Linked DNA regions of Homo sapiens: region 2 is linked to region 1. Evidence: chromatin loops called from intact Hi-C (ENCODE). Cell type or tissue: lower leg skin. All regions are shown on one strand. Links, peaks and the distances in the headings refer to the core of each region. The heading gives the core; the rest is flanking DNA. Region 1 overlaps SLC5A9 (solute carrier family 5 member 9). Region 2 overlaps LINC02794 (long intergenic non-protein coding RNA 2794).

Region 1 (8,000 bases), core at 1-8,000:
TCACTGTTGAAAAAAAGGAAAGCAGGACCTATAAACATTTAATGCATGTTCTGCCTCAGCACTGGGGTACTCAGAGATGAATGATAAATGTTTTTGGAGTGAATGACAGCCCCTACACTCAAATAAATCACAATCCAGAGTTCATTCATTTATTTTTTCATTAATGGATTCTTTGTTCATCAACTGTACATTAGTTGCCTAGATTTTTGGAGTTAGAAAGGTCTTTAGTCCTCCTCTACTGACCTAAAATCAGGAAACAAACCTAGACAGGTCAAATGACTTGCCCAAGCCCACACAGAGGGCTAGCTCTAGAACTGAAGCTGAAGTGTGGGTTCCATGACCCAGTCCAGGCTCCTTCCACTCTGTTATGTTTTAGACCCTGTAACAGGTTCACAAAACAATCATGGAATGGTATCCACAAGCATACACTAAAGAGAACTGAATCACTCCGTTGCCAGGTCTAGGGCTGAAAAACACTTTAAGGCCCTTGTTCCACCAATATTTGAGAACATCCTAAGTCAGCTTAAGCTCAGGCTATAAGCCCATGTCTGCTAATAAACCCAAGTATGTAGATGACCCAGACCCATGCCTATCTGCACCAGGGCTCCTGCCGCATTGGGTCAGCCGTGGGCCACCTGACAGCCAAGCAGGCTCTGCTCTGCCAGGGAGCAGCCAGCAACTCTCCGGTTCTTCCTCTCTTCTCCTAAATGAGCTCTTCTTCTCCAGCCCAGCACCTTCCTTCACTTCCTCAGCCTTCCACTTCATTCCTCACCACTCCCTTCATGTCCAGCAGACCAGCTACGTGATTAAATTTATCTCAGTTTGGAGGCTTTATACAGTACTTCTCTGCTTTAAAGTCTCCATGGCGCCTCAGTGTCTGCAAGATAAAACCCACACTCCTTAGCATAGCACTTAAAGCTCATTTTCATCATGTGATGAGGGCTGAGGGTGCCTGGTGTTGCTGGGCAGGCAGGTGATGTGTCCATACAACCCTACTGAGGGCCTCGGGTGGTCTGGCCTCTTGGGTCCTGGCTCTCTGCAGACTGACATCTTCTCTGGAGCCCTCTTCATCCAGATGGCATTGGGCTGGAACCTGTACCTCTCCACAGGGATCCTGCTGGTGGTGACTGCCGTCTACACCATTGCAGGTAGGCAGAGGGAAGAGGGCAAGAGGAAAGCTTCTGACTGGCAGAGACCCAGAGAGAAAGACTGAAGGAGAGACAACCAGAGAGAGAGACAGAGTGACAGAAAGCTGATGCTGACAGAGAGGAGAAACAGGAGAGGCAGAGACAAAGAGAGGCTGAGACAGAGACGTAGAAGAGAAGAACACAGGGGAACAGAATGACAGACACAGGGACAGAGACCAGGGGGATAAAAAGGGCAGAAATGGGAGGAGGAACAGGTCAGGCAGAGACAGGGAAGGAGAGACAGTAAGAAATACCACAAAAGACTAACTGCCTGGGGAGCAGGGTAGAGAGGAGGACTATGACCCAAGCCAGAGTCACTGCAGGCTGCCCCAGGCAGAGACCACAACCCACCTCCTCCAAATCTCCTTGCACAGGGCTGGGCACCCTGGGAGGCCAGCACAGGACAGCCTTACTTATGGTTAAGTTGGGGTCCAGAGACAGGGGGGCATTTAGATGGGCATTGGGAGGAGAAAGCAGGGAGTATTCCTGGCAGAACTGCAAGTCAAGGAATGGACTTGGGATATTAAACAATAACACAAAGCTGTGGTGTGATGGCCACAGTCAGCTGCTGTCAAGACAGAAAGAAGGGGCCCCAGCACCTTTGACTGTGACCAGCTGGCATCCTGCCGGGGAGGGAGAGAGGGGAACACTAGGTGCGGAGAAAGGCAGTGGCCAGAGTTCCCCTGCTAAGAGGGCTGTGTGTCTTCTCTGGTCTCCCCAGTGTGGCCATGCACAGGGCAGGCAGCCAGAGAGGACCCCAAACTGGTGCTGACTGATGAGCCCTCTCCTTGGGTCCCCAGGTGGCCTCATGGCCGTGATCTACACAGATGCTCTGCAGACGGTGATCATGGTAGGGGGAGCCCTGGTCCTCATGTTTCTGGGTAAGGAAGAGACCTAAATATACCCCACTGTCATTCTTAAATTCCTCTCTGTCCTGTCTCTGCCACCTCCACAGTTCGATTGAAACTTTCCAGTGCATAGAGCCATGTGAGCCATGTCCCCTCTCCAGGCTGCAGCTCCCAAAGAGCAGGGTTCTCGCTACTTCAAACCAAGGGTCTTGAGCCCAAGCCCCATCTTCCTCCTTCACCCCCAATCCCCATGCCAGTTCCAACCTGAGGGCCCACATGAGGCTGGGGCTGGGCTTGCTGAGTGACAGGCTCAGTGGGGTTTCAGGGCTGCTTCACTCACTGTCTCCTCACAGGCTTTCAGGACGTGGGCTGGTACCCAGGCCTGGAGCAGCGGTACAGGCAGGCCATCCCTAATGTCACAGTCCCCAACACCACCTGTCACCTCCCACGGCCCGATGCTTTCCACATTCTTCGGGACCCTGTGAGCGGGGACATCCCTTGGCCAGGTCTCATTTTCGGGCTCACAGTGCTGGCCACCTGGTGTTGGTGCACAGACCAGGTAATCCCCCAGCCAGGCTTAGCCCAGCCTGCCAGGAAGTGGGGTGGCTTCCTGCAGAAAAACCCAGTGCCTGGATGCATAGAGGGTTGGACCTCATTCTGGGATTGTGACTGGACTGGAGTAGGGACACAGTCATGCCCAGTGTCAGGGCTCACCTGTGGCTTAATGAGCCTCTCCTCTACCTGCGCTGCACTCCTCATTTGCTGCCCTTTCAGGTCATTGTGCAGCGGTCTCTCTCGGCCAAGAGTCTGTCTCATGCCAAGGGAGGCTCCGTGCTGGGGGGCTACCTGAAGATCCTCCCCATGTTCTTCATCGTCATGCCTGGCATGATCAGCCGGGCCCTGTTCCCAGGTAAGAACGAGCCTTGCTCTCTGGGTATTGGGATCTGAGGCTTTCAAGGAGTGTCTGGAGAATGGGAATGTGGCCCTGGACAATGTTAGGCCAGAGCAGGGGTTGGCAAGGTTTGTCTATTAAGAATACATAGCCGGTCATGGTGGCATGCACCCATAGACCCAGCTACTTGGAAGGCTGAGGATCCTGAGTCCAGGAGCTTGAGTCCAGGAGGTTGAGGCTGCAGTGAGCTGTGATTGCCCCACTGCATTCCAGTTTGGGAGACAGAGCAAGAGAAACCCTATTGAAAAGAAAGAAAAGTAAAGAAAAGAGAAGAGAAGAGAAAAGAGGGAGGGAGGAAGGAAGGAAGGGGAAAGGAAGAAAAGAAGAAGAAAGAAAAAGAAAAAGAAAGGAAGGAAGGAAGGAGAAGAAAGGAAGAAAAAGAAAGAAAGAAAAGAAGAAGAAGAAGAAAAAAAGGAGGAGGAGGAGGAAAGAAAAGGAAGGAAGGAAGGGGAAGGAAGGAAGGAACGAAGAGAGGGAGGGAGGGAGGGAGGGAAAGGAAAGAAAAAGAAAAGAAAAGAAAAAAGAAAAGAAAAGAAGGCCAGGCATGGTGGCTCACTCCTGTAATCCCAGAACTTTGGGAGGCTGAGATGGGCGAATCATGAGGTCAGGAGTTCGAGACCAGCCTAACCAACATGGTAAAACCCCGTCTCTACTAAAAATACAAAAATTAGCCGGGCGTGATGGCACATGCCTGTAATCCCAGCTATTCAGGAGGCTGAGGCAGGAGAATCACTTGAACCCAGGAGGTGGAGGTTGTAGTGAGCCAAGATTGCTCCATTGCACTCTAGCCTGAGTGACAGAGCGTGACTCCATCTCAAAAAAAAAAAAAAAAAAAAAAAAAAGATAGAAAAGAACACATAATAAGCAGTTTAGGCTTTGTGGGCCAAACATATGATAAGTATTTCAGTAGAAAAAATGTGAATCAGGTAATAAGTATACGGACGAGAAATTTACCAAAGACCCAGACACCATTTGCCCCCCAACCTTGTAGACATGGGTCCCTGTCAGAGTCTCCAGTGAACATTATCCTGTAGTTTTGGAAAGCAAATACTAGGCCAACCTGAGAAGGCACGAGATCACGGACTCTAACTGCCATTACTTCTTCCACAGACGAGGTGGGCTGCGTGGACCCTGATGTCTGCCAAAGAATCTGTGGGGCCCGAGTGGGATGTTCCAACATTGCCTACCCTAAGTTGGTCATGGCCCTCATGCCTGTTGGTGAGTCTCTTCTCCCCACCCCACCCTGCACTCTCACCTCCAGCCTCCTCCAATCTCCACTGCCCAGGAGGGAAGGCACTAACATGGATGGGAAGAGGGAAGAAAACTATTCACCTCTGCACCCCCATCCCAACACATACACACACGTTTTACAGGCATTTGTACGTAAGACACCAGCTTTGTGGGCAGGTTCTGGAGATGCAGAGATAAAAGGCAGGCCCCTGCTCAGGCATCATGCGGTCTCCAGGGTACCTGGACTTGCCACAGGCACAATCCAGTGGGACCAGTGTGGTGACCCAGTATGGGCTAAGGGAGCCCTAAGAAGGCACCTGACCCAGCTGGAGGATGTCTGGAATGTCTCCCAGAGGGAAGGAAATGGAGCTACATCCCGAGTTAAATCTTAGGCAGACACAGCCGGAGGAGCATGGGAAATGTCATTCTAGGGATGAGAAGCTGTGCGTGCAAAGGCCCAGGGTGAAGAGAGGGCAGGAAGTCTGAATTGAAAGCAGCCCAGTGTGGACGCAAGAGCCAGGAGGAAGGAAGACAACCTTCCTGGTGGGGATGTCACAGCCAAGCCTTGTTCTAGAGCAGAGCGCTGGGACACTGCGGGGTTTTGGTCAGAGAGAGCATGACTGGATTTGTGTTTTAGCAAGACCAGTCTGTGTGGACAACTCTGTACGAGGCAGGCTTGTGGGTAGGCAGGGAGATTGTCCATGGGGAGTTTGCAGTGGTCCAGGTAGGTGGACCAAGTCAGTGGCATCAGAGATGGAGAGAAGGGATTTAAAGATGTTTGTGAGGTTGAATTGACAGGACTTGATTTGAGGGATAATATAGACAGAGAAATCCAAGAAGCCTCCCAGATCTTGGCCTTTAGGTGGTGGGCTTATAATAATATTGAGATTAGGGACATATGAAGAGAGGTGGGATTATGGAGGGCAGCAGAGTAGAGTTATTCCCTCCCTGTGGTAGAAGGAGGAGTGAATCCGGGAAGTAGTGGCCATGGAGGGAGGCCCAGCTAGGACAGAGCTGCCCTGAGGGGCAGGTTGGAGGTAAGCAGGGAGGGGAGCAGAGCAAGGGTCTCAGGTAGCCCTAAGGTCTGCTGTGAGGCTGGAAAGACAATAACTAAAGAGGGGAACAGAAGGCCCCAGAGGGAGATGGGCACCTGAGTTTGGAGCACTTGAGCCTGAGGCACCTGTGACACTTCAAGGGAGAGAGGGGGACATCAGAAGGTGGTTAAATATATGGATTTGGAAGGAAAGAGGACTGAGGTGGCACCAGGGCTGGGATCATCTCCCCAGGGGTGAGCAGCCATATCTCTAGAAGCTTGGTCACTGTCAGAGAAACTTCAGATACCAGTGGGTCCCATCCTCCCTTGTTCAAGTGGAAAAATAGGCCCAGAAATGGCAAGGAGCTAGTCCAAGGATCATACATACAGCTGGTTACTTGCAGAGCCAGGAAATAAGCCCAAAGCTGCTACCTCCCAAGCCAGGGCTTTAGCCCAACACCACCATGTCAATGAAGAAGGTATGGAAACACTAAACAGATCCACCCAATTATTAATAATCACCTTTCTCTTCTCCCCAGCAGCAACCCACTAACCAAGTGTCTACAAGCTGTGAAACCTAGACTGAGATGTCGAAGCTTCAGAGAACCTTAGAGATTACCTAGTCTTACATAACTTAATAGGATAGATGAGGAAACTGAGGCTTAGGGTGGGGGGTGGAGGGGCAAATGAGTCACCCAAGGCCACATAGCAAGGCAGGGACAGAGCCTGGGCAGAACCCAGCCTCTAGTTCTGTGGTCTAGGATTTCTTATCTGTGCTGGATGGGAGCCTCATCCAACCCCTTCCCTCTCTCATCCCCACCCCCAGCTCCTGACTCTACAGAATGCTCCAGCAGCCTCTGTAGTCCTGGAAGAGCCGGCCTTAATGGGCCAGCCGTTCACATGAGCCTCGTCTCTCCCCAGGTCTGCGGGGGCTGATGATTGCCGTGATCATGGCCGCTCTCATGAGCTCACTCACCTCCATCTTCAACAGCAGCAGCACCCTGTTCACCATTGATGTGTGGCAGCGCTTCCGCAGGAAGTCAACAGAGCAGGAGCTGATGGTGGTGGGCAGGTGCGCCGGCCCCTCCTTCCCTCCTTCCGAAGTGCCCTCTCCCCTCTGCCCTGCCCTGGGTTACCCTGAACAGAGGTGGCTGGGTTGGACCCTGGACTGGCAGCCAGAGCACCGGGTTCAAGCTCCAGCTCTCCACATGATTTCAAGTAAGTCCTTCGCCAACCCTGGACCACTCCTCCTTTCAGAATAATAGGAAAAAACACCTCTTCCCTGGTAACTTTATCTTGAAATTGATCAACAGGGTTGTCGAGAGATGAAAAAGTACTTAAGAAATGAAAGGTAAACTGTGTAAGTGCATGGAAAGTTAGCAAGCAGCTCACCCAAGGTATTCCCAACCAACTCCGGATGTTAAGCCCGGTTAAAAAAAAATGCTATTAATTTGATCCATCAGATTCACTCTGAACATCTACTGTGCATCACATCCCACATGCAGGGGACCCACGGATGGGTCATATGGCCCTGCCCTCAGCGTGCTCACAGTTTATTAAGGAAGGTAGAAACACAGGTAACACAGCAAGGTATTTGCGTCAATGGAGATTTTCATAGGAGGGCTCTCTCCAAATGATGCAGAGCCTTGGACACCAAGCTAAGGAATTCGAACTTTATCTTGTGGGTAACAGTTTTATGCTTTTAAAAGCATAACTTGGTGGCTAAAATTTTTGGTTTTCCATAGGCTGGAGATTTGTAGTTTACATAAGGTTAAGGGGCCCTTTTTTAGATCTTTGCTTCATAATCGAAGGTTCCCTAACTTGGATTTCTGGACTAAAGTTCTCCCACTTTGTGGATAGGTACTTGAATTTAGGAAGCTTGCTCTTTCACATCTCCCTGCCTTTGCACTCACTGTTCTTTCCACTAGGATGCCTTCTGCCCAGGGCTGCCTAATGGATTCCTACTGCTTGCTCATCTGTGCACCCCCAGCCCTAGGCAAGGGGACTGGCCATTGCAGGATCTGAGTGCAGGACAGATTGTGCAAAGAGGAGGGGGATGAGCAGCAGGGAAGCTACTTGGGGGGCTGATGCTCTAGTGGAGTCTGAGAGAGGCAAAATGGGAGGAAAAGGAGAGGAGAAGACAGGTATGCAGTGACATGTCAAAAGAAGCATTCCTTATCTGTGCATATGAACTGGTTTTGCTACCATTTCCTCAATCAGTGAGGTTTGTGCTCTATCTACTGGTCATATGTGTTATTGCACCCAACACATCCAAGAAAAGTTTTTCATCAACAACTTCACACATCTGCAAAATCATACATGCAGAATGCTTTGGGGACTTAGGTCTGAGCCACAGTTTGTTGAGAAGGAGTCAGGTGAATAAGTGGGATTCTTTCCCAAGATCAATGCCACAGTAAGGGAGAGAGGATCAGCGCGTGGAGGAAGGAGCAGTCCCTGGAAGCTGCAGTCATCCTGGGAAAGAGCTGCCCTACACAGGGCAGGGATGGAAAAGAGAAGACATTCTAAGCAGAGACCAGAGGCCTTTGACTGGGGTGGGGGGTGGGGTGGAATGTATGAATTCCTCCTTGAACAGCAACAGGTGGGTGACATGACCTTGAAGCCGTCTAATATATAAGTGCCACGGAGGCATTAGAATTATAAGGTTCTTCAGTTCCAAAATTCCTATATTCTGGGATTTTAAGACTAAGTTTCTGAATCTTAGTATTTGAGATTCTGGCTGCCAACCTTCT
Region 2 (11,044 bases), core at 1,525-9,524, 130 kb before region 1:
TTGTTCTTGCCATAGTTTGCTGAGAATGATGGTTTCCAGCTTCATCCGTGTCCCTACAAAGGACATGAACTCATCCTTTTTTATGGCTGCATAGTATTCCATGGTGTATATGCGCCACATTTTCTTAATCCAGTCTATCATTGATGGACATTTGGATTGGTTCCAAGTCTTTGCTATTGTGAATAGTGCTGCAATAAACATACGTGTGCATGTGTCTTTATAGCAGCATGATTTATAATCCTTTGGGTATATACCCAGTAATGGGAAGGCTGGGTCAAATGGTATTTCTAGTTCTAGATCCTTGAGGAATTGCCACACTGTCTTCCACAATGGTTGAACTAGATCCTCTAGCTATATGACTGTGGGCAAGATACCTCATCTTTCTGAACCATAGTAACCTCCTAAGTGAAAAACAAAAAAAAAAAAAAACAAAAAAAACAAAAACCCAGGATGTGTGTGCATGTGTGTAGTGGGGTCAGGGTTAGTAATATATATCCACAGGGATGAATAAGGATTAGAAGTGAGGTATGCTATGTCCCTAGCACAGGGCCTGGTACTAAATAGTAATTCAGTGAACACAGGTAGGTTTTGTTATTTTTGCATGAACTGACTGAGGTTCCGGGGGTGGAAGGACGCAATGAATGTCCTCTCTATTTCAATAGACCCACAACTCATGGAGACCCTACTGTGTGCTGGGCTCTGCATTAGGCCATGGAAATAAAAAGAGGGTTTAATCCTGGCTCCTGTCCTCGAGGAGCTCACAGCCTACTGGAGAGAGAGAGACATACCCGGATATTCTCAATGTGTTGCAACAAATGCTAAGCTGGAGACATGGGCATGAGATCCCCTGGTAGAGAGGTAAGCAGAGACTGAAGGGATGCTGATTTCACTTTTTCTGAGCCATTTAGTCAATGTATAATTCCTCACTTAATCCTCATGATAACTCTAAAAATAGGCATGAGGGAGGGGGTCCCAGGGAAAGGTAATTGAGGCTCACAGATGGTAAGTCATTAGACCCCAACTGCATAGCTAGAAAATGGTGCAGCTGGGATGTGAATCAGATTTGTTTGACACGGGAGCCTGTGCTTTGTCAGTTTTCACCTTGGAGGTCCTGGCTGGGTTTTAATGACTGGTATCCTTCCCCAGGACCTTGAGTCAGGAGCATTAAAGCAGCAAGGCCCTGAGGGCTGGTGTCAGGAGACCCCAGAGTTAACAACGCAGCTTCTTGAGCCTCACCTCAGGCTCTTCCATATTAAAATCTCTTGCAGGAGGATAATTTTAAGCAACTACAATACCTAAGGTGATTCTTATGTTCTCACCATCTGCTATAGTTTTAAAAAACCTACCTTTTGCTCATGATGTTGAGATAGCTACTCCCACACAAGTGTTTGCAGGTGGGTGGGGAGAGCATGTCCTCTAGGTAACAAGAAAAGAGAACTATGAAATCAAGGAGGCCCACATCCTGAACTGAGAGGGATGAAGAGGGGAGGTGAGATGGGCCAGGACCCCTTGAGAGTGGCCTAAATAGCTCACACTGGGGTGAGTGTCTCTGGATGCCAGAGGCAGAGTGGTGGACCGTGCACCTGTTGTGAGCACAGGCCACTCACTCCCTGTCCATAGGCTTGTAACAGTGGGTTCAGAAGCAGGAGAGAACTGCATAGGTACTTTCTTGAAGCAGAAGAGGGCTTCAGGCTGGGAGGCACATACTGCTCACTGTAGACAGGGAGCAAGGCAGCCTTTATTGATGCACAGGTTGCTGGGAGGTTGTGGGGCTTTTGTCCTCTCAGATCTAGAAGAGAACTGGAGCCAGGAAGAGTCAGTTTCTGGTGCTGTGAAGGACTCCAGGGAAGGAGCAACCAAAAAATACTGAGGGCACTGAGGCTGGTTTTTCCAGGCCATGGTGATGCCTGGTCCTGCAAGAGTGGTCACTCAGATGGCAGGGGGACTCCACACATCCTGAGATGGAGAGAGAAAGTGAGATGGGCTATCAGCAGAGGCTGAAGAATCAGGCAGAATTGTATTCTATGTCCCACCTCTGCCTCTGCCAGTGACAAGCTGTGCAAACTTGGAAACCTTTTTTTTTTTTTTTTTTTTTTTTTGAGACGGAGTCTTGCACTGTTGCCCAGGCTGGAGACAGTGGTGTGATCTTGGCTCACTGCAGTCTCCACCTCTCAGATTCAAGTGATTCTCCTGCCTCAGCCTCCCAAGTAGCTGGGATTATAGGTGCCCGCCACCCTGCCTGGCTAATTTTTGTATTTTTAGTAAAGATGGGGTTTTGTAACATTGGCCAGGCTGGTCTCAAACTCCTGACCTCAACTGAACTGCCCCCATCGGGCTTCCAAAGTGTTGGGATTAGAGGTCTGAGCTACTGGGCCCGGGCAAACTTGGAAACATTTTTTTCCTTCCTAGTGCCTCAGTTTTCTCAAATGTAAAATGGGAATAAAATATCTACCTTGTAAGACTTTTGTGAGGGTCTAATAACTGTTATATACATTATCTCATTTAATCTTCACAACAACCTTTAAAATAGGGATACGATCATTCTCAATTTACAGTTGAGTGAAAGTGAGGCAGTTCAGATGGCTTGACTAAGGTTACCTGGCATTTGAGTGGCAGAGCCAAGATTTAAACCCAGCTCTGTCTGATGCTAGACCCTTTGCTTCAACCATATTCTGTAATGTCTCATTTCTAGGAATGAATGAAGGAATGTTCACACATGTATCATCCAGCCTCTGAGGTGCCTCTGACAACCATAATTGCCTCCTCATGAAACCGAGCCCAGTTCCTCCTGTGGCTCTTCCTGCTGCAGCCGTGGGCCTTGCTCTCCTGGCTGGAAGCGCTGTTTTCATCTTATCTGGGGATTCTCATTGCTGACGGTGCTGGAGGCTGTGGGGCACAGTGGTTTCAAGCACAGGCTTTGGAGTCAGGCAAACCTGGGTTTCAATATGGCTCAGGAAGCTGTTGGGCAGGAGGACTTTTGGTGAGCAGGCACTGTCTGATAATGGTGTTTCCCAGGATCCCAGGTTTCTTGGGGGCACACAAGTAGGCCAAAGATGATCTGGGAACCTCCCAGAGAATTGCCTCATACTGTACTCTCCCCAAGAGGCTGCAGCCAAGAGAATAGGGGCCACGTCACGGGGGCTCATGATGGAGTCTGGGCTTTGTGGGAAAGGAAGTGGGGAGGGTCTCAGAAATGTTTTTACAATGTAAAATCTTCCAGTTAGAACTTTATATGCAGGATTTAATCAGAAGGAAATTTGGACAGGACTCATTTTTCTCATTGCTGCTCTAAGTGGCTGCTCTAAGCAGTCTGGACTGTCTCCCCTGTGGCTTTGTTGAGTTCAGTAAACATTTATTGTGCACATACTGTGTGCAGGCACTTTGCTGGGGATACAGGGATGAAATAGGGACAGTGCCCATGCCTGAGGGCATTGCCCTGAAGCTGGATGCTAAGGCCATCTGTGTGTGTGTCTGTGTGTCTGCATGTATCTCTGTGTCTGCGTGTGTCTCTGTGTCTGTGCTTCTGTGTCTATGTGTATGTCTGTGTGAGTGTCTGTGGGTCTCTTTTTTTGTGTTTGTGTGTGTATCTGTGTGTGTGTTCTCTGTGTGCCTGTATGTGTCTTTGATGTGTGTTTCTGTATGTGTCTCTGTGTGTGTCTATATGTGTGTATCTGTGTCTATGTATGTGTGTGTCATTTTGTTTGTTTCTGGGTGTGTCTACCTCTGCGTGTCTCTGTATACCTGTATCTCCGTGTGTGTGTCTGTGTGTGTGTATTTGTGTGTCTCTGTATGTGCGTCCGTGGGTGTGTGTCTGTGTGTGTGTGTGTGTGTATTGAGAGGGAGGGAGAAAGAAAGGGAGCGACAGATGGGTCAGCATGGAAGGTGTATCCTCATTCACAGCCCTGGGAGGAATCAGTCAATCCACCTACTGGTCAAGACCAACTCTGGTGGTGCCTGGCTGACAGTGGGAATGTGACTTTTCATTTAAGAATGGGTTTGCATTTCCTAGGAAAAGAATGTAGGAGTTGGAGTCTCAAGGAGTGTTTTTTTTTTCCTTTTGTGATTGAGAGAGCACAGCCTTGTGTGCATTGGCTGACAGTTACCAATCTGCGTGTTGGGGATAGCCACAGAGAAGAGACAGAGGGAACCGCAGACAGTGAGCAGGAGTCTGGTGGAACCAGTCTGCCTTTAGGCCCAAACCCCCAACTATGAATACCTCACCTTAGGGAGCTCAGTCTTTTGTTTGTTCATAAAAAACCAATCTGGGAACCAGAGGTGGACAGGAAAGAGGAGGCTGACCTGCTGCTCCCAGGTTAATGTGATCTTGGCTGGTGTTGACAAGTGTATTATGGTTCATAGCATAGCACAAACCCTTAGAGATTCCCCTTGCCCTCACCGGGGTCACCACACCAAACCAGGTATCTTCAGGAGTGAGGACCACAAAAAATTGGAGATCTCACCAGGGTGGGCAGAGATTTCTTTGTTAAAGTCTGAAGGAGAGAAGACTCAGGGGCATCTCTCTGGCTCCAAATCTCTGAAGGGCCAAAGGCAGAAGTGCTGGGGGAGTGTCAAGTTTTCATTTACAACAGGGACAGCCTGACAGTGGCTGCCTTATGTGGCAGTGAGTTTCAGTCAACAGTCAACAGAGGCCCAACGACTACTCACCAATGGGACCAGGTGGCCATAGAGGGCTGGGGAGGGCAGAGCAAGGACCCTGCAGGTCACCGCAGGCTCCTGCCTCAGATCCTCTGACTGAGGGATGATCTGGTGAAGGATTGGTGACAGACAAGGCCATTTGAGGCAGTGTTCATCATATCCTTGGGACATGTCAAGGCTACAACTTGACATTTATAGGCTGGTTTCTGCAGGAGAACCTACATCATGAATTGCTACCCATGGTGGAGGGGTGAATGCTCTGCATCTCAGGCCTTCCTTGCTCTATGTGGCTTCTCAGGAAAAGGAAAGAGAATAGGATGAGGATGAAAGAAAGCAGGGAGAAAAGGAAGGGGAGGGGCTCTCAGAAGATGGAACTCCAGCTAGTTGGGCACTTGCTCTGTTCCAGCACTTATATTCTTGGCCACATTGGATCTTGGTACAACCTTCTGTGGTTGCTTTATAAGTGATGGTCCAGGCGAACTCTCAGCCAGTGAAGTCCTAGGTGTGCCTGTCTGTCAAGCCTGTTGTATTTGGTGTACCCCATGGCCTTCTTCAGGTGGGCAGCACGGTGGCTCAAGCCTGAAAGGTCACTCAGAGTTCATTTCTTACAGCCCTCGCCCACTCCCTGCAGGCCCTGCCTCCTGCGATCCACTTGCCCTCTGCTTGATTTGTCCAATCTGTGGATTTATAGAAAAAAGAGTGGGGTGCTTGGCTCCCTCCTGTGGTTAGAGCAGTCAGAAGCTGTTGCTTGCAGGAAGCCTTGCCTTTTAGGAGTGCTAAAAAGATCACCACAATGGAAAAGATTTGGCAGAGCTAAGACATAGGGGGATATTCCAGGAATGGGGTTATCTGGCACATAGTAGGTACTCCACACAAGTCTAATGAATTAGTGAATGAAGTAGAAACCTGGAGGCAGGGGTAGGCTATTGAGGGAAAAAGGAACCAAGGCAAAGAGATGTTAAGGCACAGCATCCAATCAGGAAGGGTGCCAGCTGGGGCAAAATACCAGGCTCTGGACCCAGCTCTCCAGCCATCCCTGGGAACCCTGCACCAGCTATCTCCCCTGTGGGGCTAAAGCCCCCTTGTACAATCATGGGGTTGATGTATATGGGTGGTGCTCATTCCGGGCTGCACTTATTAATCACCTGGGAGGTTTTCAAAAATGATAACTGGGCCCTATAATTACAGATTTTGATTTAATAGGTCTGAGTTGGGGCCTGTGCAATGCATTTTTTGAAAGCTCCCAGGTGATTCTGGAGTGCCTCTGAGGCTAAGAACCAGGCGTGGGTTATTTTTCTGAATGCTTCCAGCTCATACTGCTTGTGATTCAGAGCTTTTTTTTTTTTTTTTTTAAAGAAATTTCACTAAATTAAATTTGTATCCTGTGCTAGTAGACTATGTTATTTCACCATTAGGACAATGGGCTGATATTTGTCACCAATAAATCTAAAGATAGATCTTGATGTTTGCAACCATAAGATGATCCCCACCATAGGCAAGGGGAATATGATTTATTCCCCATGCCTCTAATGAAATTAAGCGTGCGTTATAAAGAAAGATGCACTATTGAGATACAAACTAGTAATGACAGTTTAACTTTCAAATTGCTATTTTGTTAAGGCTACCATTGTATTGCTTCAGTGCTTAATGGTGCATTATTCATGTAGCAAACATGGAAAATCCATTGGGAGAGAAAGTGTAACACACTCAAGAGATGATTTGAGGCCTCTGGACTTTGTCACATCCCTAAGAACTATTACTTCATTCCCTTCTCTGTTTGTTCTCCTCTATTCTGTGCAAGAAGGTTAACACTGATGGGGGAAAAGAAAAAGGAAAAATAATCTACAGCATGGGTAGCTACACTTTAGATACATCACTTAGAGCAACTTGCTCCTATTAGACAAGTCCAAAGGGCAAGCATTACATTGAGGCATTTCTCAGATCTCTCCTTGCTGGGGAACATATTTTAGAATTCTGAGTTGTGTCTGTGCTGGCAGCCTTGGCTGGCCACACTTCCTTGCCATCTCTCCCTCCATCCTAACAGGCTCTGGCCTACCACTGTGTGAGCTAGAAAGGTTGTTAACATGGCTAGCTCATAGAGAAGTTGCTAACTGGGCCCAGATGAGACTGTTGCCAGATGACACAAGCTCTGGGTTGGATTAGCAAGAAACCACTTGGAACAATATCAGTAATAAGAACCACCATTGATTGAGTGCTACCACATGCCAGATGTGATGCTGCACATGAATAGTTGGACTGATTTTCTTTATCAGCCCAAGGCATAAAAATAGGTTATATCACTTTTGCTTTTCATTTAATTGCTTAAGGCCTATCTGCCAATCATGTCCATCTTCCTTGACTTTTTCAAGAACATTGTGTAGTGTAAAGCATTTGGTGATGTTTCCAAATGTACTCAATCTATCAGAGAGAATCTAATCTCGATTGTTAGGGGGAAGAGATTGGCTTGATTCTGTGCAAATTTATTTATTTATTTATTTTTGAGAGAGGGTCTTGCTCTGTTGCCCAGGCTGCAATGCAGTGGCACAATCTTGGCTCACTCCAACCTCCACTTTCCAGGTTCAAGCGATTCTCCTGTCTCAGCCTCCTGAGTAGCTGGGATTACTGGTGCCTGCTACCACATCTGGCTAGTGTTTGTATTTTTAGTAGAGACAGGGTTCCACCATGTTAGCCAGGCTGGTCTTAAACTCCTGACCTAGGTGATCTGCCTGCCTCGGCCTTCCAAAGTGTTGGGATTACAGGCATGAGCCACCATGCCTGGCCACCCCTGTGCAAATTTAGCTCCCTCTCCCAAGTAGTCAAATCTTGGGACATTTTGCAAAGGATAATCTTTGTGAGGCTTAAAGAATCCTGTTACAGCTGTTCCACATCTGTATTAGTCTGTTTTCACACTGCTATGAAGATACTACCTGAGACTGGGTAATTCATAAACAAAAGAGGTTTAGTTGACTCACAGTTCCACATGGTTGGGGAAGCCTCAGGAAACTTTGAATCATGACAGAAGGCAAAGGGGAAACAAGGACCTTCTTTGCAAGGTGGCAGGAGACAGCGAGAGAACCAGGAAGTGCCACACTTTAAAACCATCAGTTCTTGTGAGAACTGACTCACTTATCACGAGAACAGCATGGGTGAAACTGCCTTCATAATCCAATCACCTCCTACCAGGTCTCTCCCTCAACACATGGGGATTACAATTTGAGATGAGATCTGGGTGGGGACACAGCCAAACCATATTAATATCTTAGCGTGTACCTTGTGGTCTTTTGTTTGCAATAACTCAGAGATGCAACTGAAGTGTTCAGAGAAAAATAAAACGTCTATTTCAAGGTGATAAAACTTACAATGTTGTCAGATAGAAGCCACTGGCGGGTTCTCTTTTTTTTTTTTGAGACTGAGTCTCGCTCTATCGCCCACACTGGAGTGTAGTAGCGCGATCTTGGCTCACTGTAACCTCTGCCTCCTGGGTTCAAGTGATCCTCCTGCCTCAGCCTCCCAAGTAGCGGTACTACAGGTGTGTGCTACTACACCTGGCTAATTTTCGTATTTTTAGTAGAGATGGGGTTTTGCCATGTTGGCCAGGCTGGTCTTGAACTCCTGACCTTATGTGATCTGTCTGCCTTAGCCTCCCAAAGTGTTGGGACTACAGGTGTGAGACATCATATCCTGCCAAACCCACTGGTAGGTTCTCTTGATGAAAAAAATTCTAAGTTCTGTTTTGCCTGGCAGTCTATCATACATGTATACATAATTTAGTCTTCACAACAACTTTGCAAAGTAGATGACTTAATCTCATAGAACTTTTATTATCATAATGATAGTGAAAGTTTATATTTTCTTACCACTTTTTCTTTGTTCCAGGTTGTGCCAGGTTGTATATAAATAATAAATACTGGGCTGGGTGCAGCGGCTCACACCTGTAATCCCAACACTTTGGGAGGCCAAGGAGGGTGGATCACTTGAGGTCAGATCACTTGAGGTCAGGAGTTCAAGAGCAGTCTGATCAACATGGTGCAACCCCATCTCTACTAAAAATACAAAATGAACCGGGCATGGTGGCAGATACCTGTAATCCCAGTTACTCAAGAGGCTGGGGTGGGTGAATCACTGAAACCTGGGAGGTGGAGGCTGCAGTGAGCCAAGATCGTGCTATTGAACTCCAGCCTGGACAACAAGAGCGAAACTGTCTCAAAAAAAAAAAAAAGTGCTATTGCTAATCCTTACCATAAGACCACAGGTAGGTATTATTATTCCATTTAACAACTAGGAAATCAAGTCTCAGAGATGTTAAGTCCTTTGCCCAAGTTTCGGTAGTTTACACATTTCACAAATCACAGAGGTAGGATTCAATAGTACATCTCACCGACTTCCAAACCCATGATTTTCACTGCGGGAAGTTATATGCCTACAGATTTTTACCTGTCTTAGAGCAGGTGGGATGTGCTTTTCCAAAGGATCCATTTCTAAAAAGGTTAGGAAGTGCATTTCAGAGATGTTATGCAGGGAACTCCTGTCACAGGGAAGGAGGGGATGGACAACGTCCCTCCAGCTCATGAAGTGACTTGTAAACCAGCAGACAGTCCCATTGCTGAGCTCAGAGTCTGATGCAAAGAATATATCGGGAAAGATATTTGTTGAAGAGAGAACTTGTTCTGACTTGGGACTGATTAAATGTTAAAGAAAATACCCTAGGATCTATCAGAGGAGGGGAGGTTACTGTGGTCTGCAGCGGTCAGGAAAGGCAGAGGCAAATTTTGACTCGGGATATGAAAAACTTGCTTACTGCCAGTCATTGACGATAGGGCAGGATCCATCAGGTTGTCATGACAAGTTTTCCCATCACTTATGGGTTTCCAGGAGCAAATTTCTCTTTTCTCCTGAGTATGAACAACCTTTAACAACACTGCAGTGCTAGTTTTGCCTCTAGATGGCACTCATGTACTTTTACAGCTTTTACTGCTTAGCTTCCAAAGAAACAGCACTGGTTCTGTCCAATGTTTTCCCAATTTCTTTTTGTTGTATTTCTCTAGGTCATGGTGTCCATTTACGGTGAATGAAACGCCAGAGGACAGACACATGTTTATTTTATTGATTATTAATTCATGCATGTGTATCTTCTCTGAGGATAAAAAGAATTTGAGGCTGAACGACCAGTCTAGCATCCTGTATTACACATATTTGAGGCAGACAGCACAGGTGCCCTTGAGACAGTCCTTCTGATGCAAGAGGAACTTTCATTCTCTTTGGATCCTTGCACAGAGGGTCAGGCTTTGGACTTTGAGTCTATGAAGGGACAAGATTCTGACACAGCCCTGCCCTGGGGAAAAGAACCAGTTTTGTCTCAAGTGGCAGAGAGGTGGAGGAAATTTGTTTTCTTCAATTCCATATTTATTACTTTTTGTTTGCTCTTAACTATTCTATTATTCTGAGACACATCTAGGTAGACAGGATGGAGGTAAGGCACAATCATAAGCACTGTATTTAGGGAAGTCATGAGAAACTGTGAATTTGAAATTACCAGACAGATGTAACAATCAATAAACTAGGAACATAGGAATTGGAGGCGAGGCAAGGGTTGGTAAAAGATAAATGATATTATCCCAGGTTTTCTAAGCTTGGATAGGGGAGAATGAATTTGAGTTTGGAGTGAGAAGTTCTGGGAATGGGGCTGAGCCTGGGCTAGTTGAATTTTGAGATGGAGCAGAAGCATCTCTCCTTCCTCTGACCTTGCCCAGTATCTTATGACTATGTCTTTACTTAATAAATATACGAGCACCTCTCGTGTTTCAGGTATGGGTAAAGGCATTGAGGAAGTAGCTATGGATGAGGCAAACAAAACTTCTTCCCATGAGCTTGCATGTTAGTAGCAGAAGTAAAAATCCAATAACAAAATCATTTCAGATGATGGTAAATGCTATGAGGATGACAAGATAGAAAACCATAATAGAGAGTGATTGAGATGAGGTTTATTTAGATAGAGAAGTCATGGTAGACTTTTCTGGGGTGATGTTGGAGCTGAAACCTGAACAAAGAGAAGGAACCAGCTCTCTATTGATATTTGCAATTCCAAGGAAACTACAGTTAAAGGCAGTCAACTGCCCTGGTAATATCCTAGAAAGGCTTGAGACTGTATGCATAACAAAGAATGAGAATTAAAAGTGGGGGCCCAGACAGGAGGATGAGTTGAAGCTTTGTACATGCAAGTCGACTTGCATCATATCCCCATGTGCAGAATGGCCTTTAGGCAGTATTTATACCTTGGCAAAAGCAAACCAAACAGGCCATAACTTTGATTACATCAGACAAACAAAATAAAATAAAATAAAATAGAAGTTCCTTTTAAAAAATATTAAAGAAGCCATCTAGGAGAGCA

The links. A loop is a pair of places that touch in the nucleus more often than their neighbours do. Peaks named below come from ENCODE experiments on the same cell type or tissue, not always from the same donor. Only the 100,000 strongest peaks of a DNase experiment are listed, where the experiment ranks them.
Region 2: a loop joins it to region 1, with 2.5 times the contacts of the local background. A loop is called at or near these places in 27 of 110 quality-filtered maps.

The regions. Positions count from the first base shown.
Region 1 is chr1:48,229,558-48,237,557 of GRCh38, forward strand. It overlaps SLC5A9 (solute carrier family 5 member 9), which reads left to right. Exons shown (of 14, transcript NM_001011547.3): 5 at 1,043-1,148; 6 at 1,988-2,068; 7 at 2,389-2,594; 8 at 2,810-2,945; 9 at 4,098-4,205; 10 at 6,172-6,322. Among named protein-coding and RNA genes, the nearest start is that of SLC5A9, 11 kb to the left of the region's middle. RefSeq lists an enhancer at 2,016-2,517. In lower leg skin, for the core only: no CTCF peak of the experiment used is centred there; DNase peaks (open chromatin) are centred at 4,324 and 4,694.
Region 2 is chr1:48,099,995-48,111,038 of GRCh38, forward strand. It overlaps LINC02794 (long intergenic non-protein coding RNA 2794), which reads left to right. Exons shown (of 15, transcript XR_007066073.1): 10 at 663-858. It also overlaps the pseudogene SKINT1L. Among named protein-coding and RNA genes, the nearest start is that of LINC02794, 56 kb to the left of the region's middle. In lower leg skin, for the core only: no CTCF peak of the experiment used is centred there; no DNase peak of the experiment used is centred there.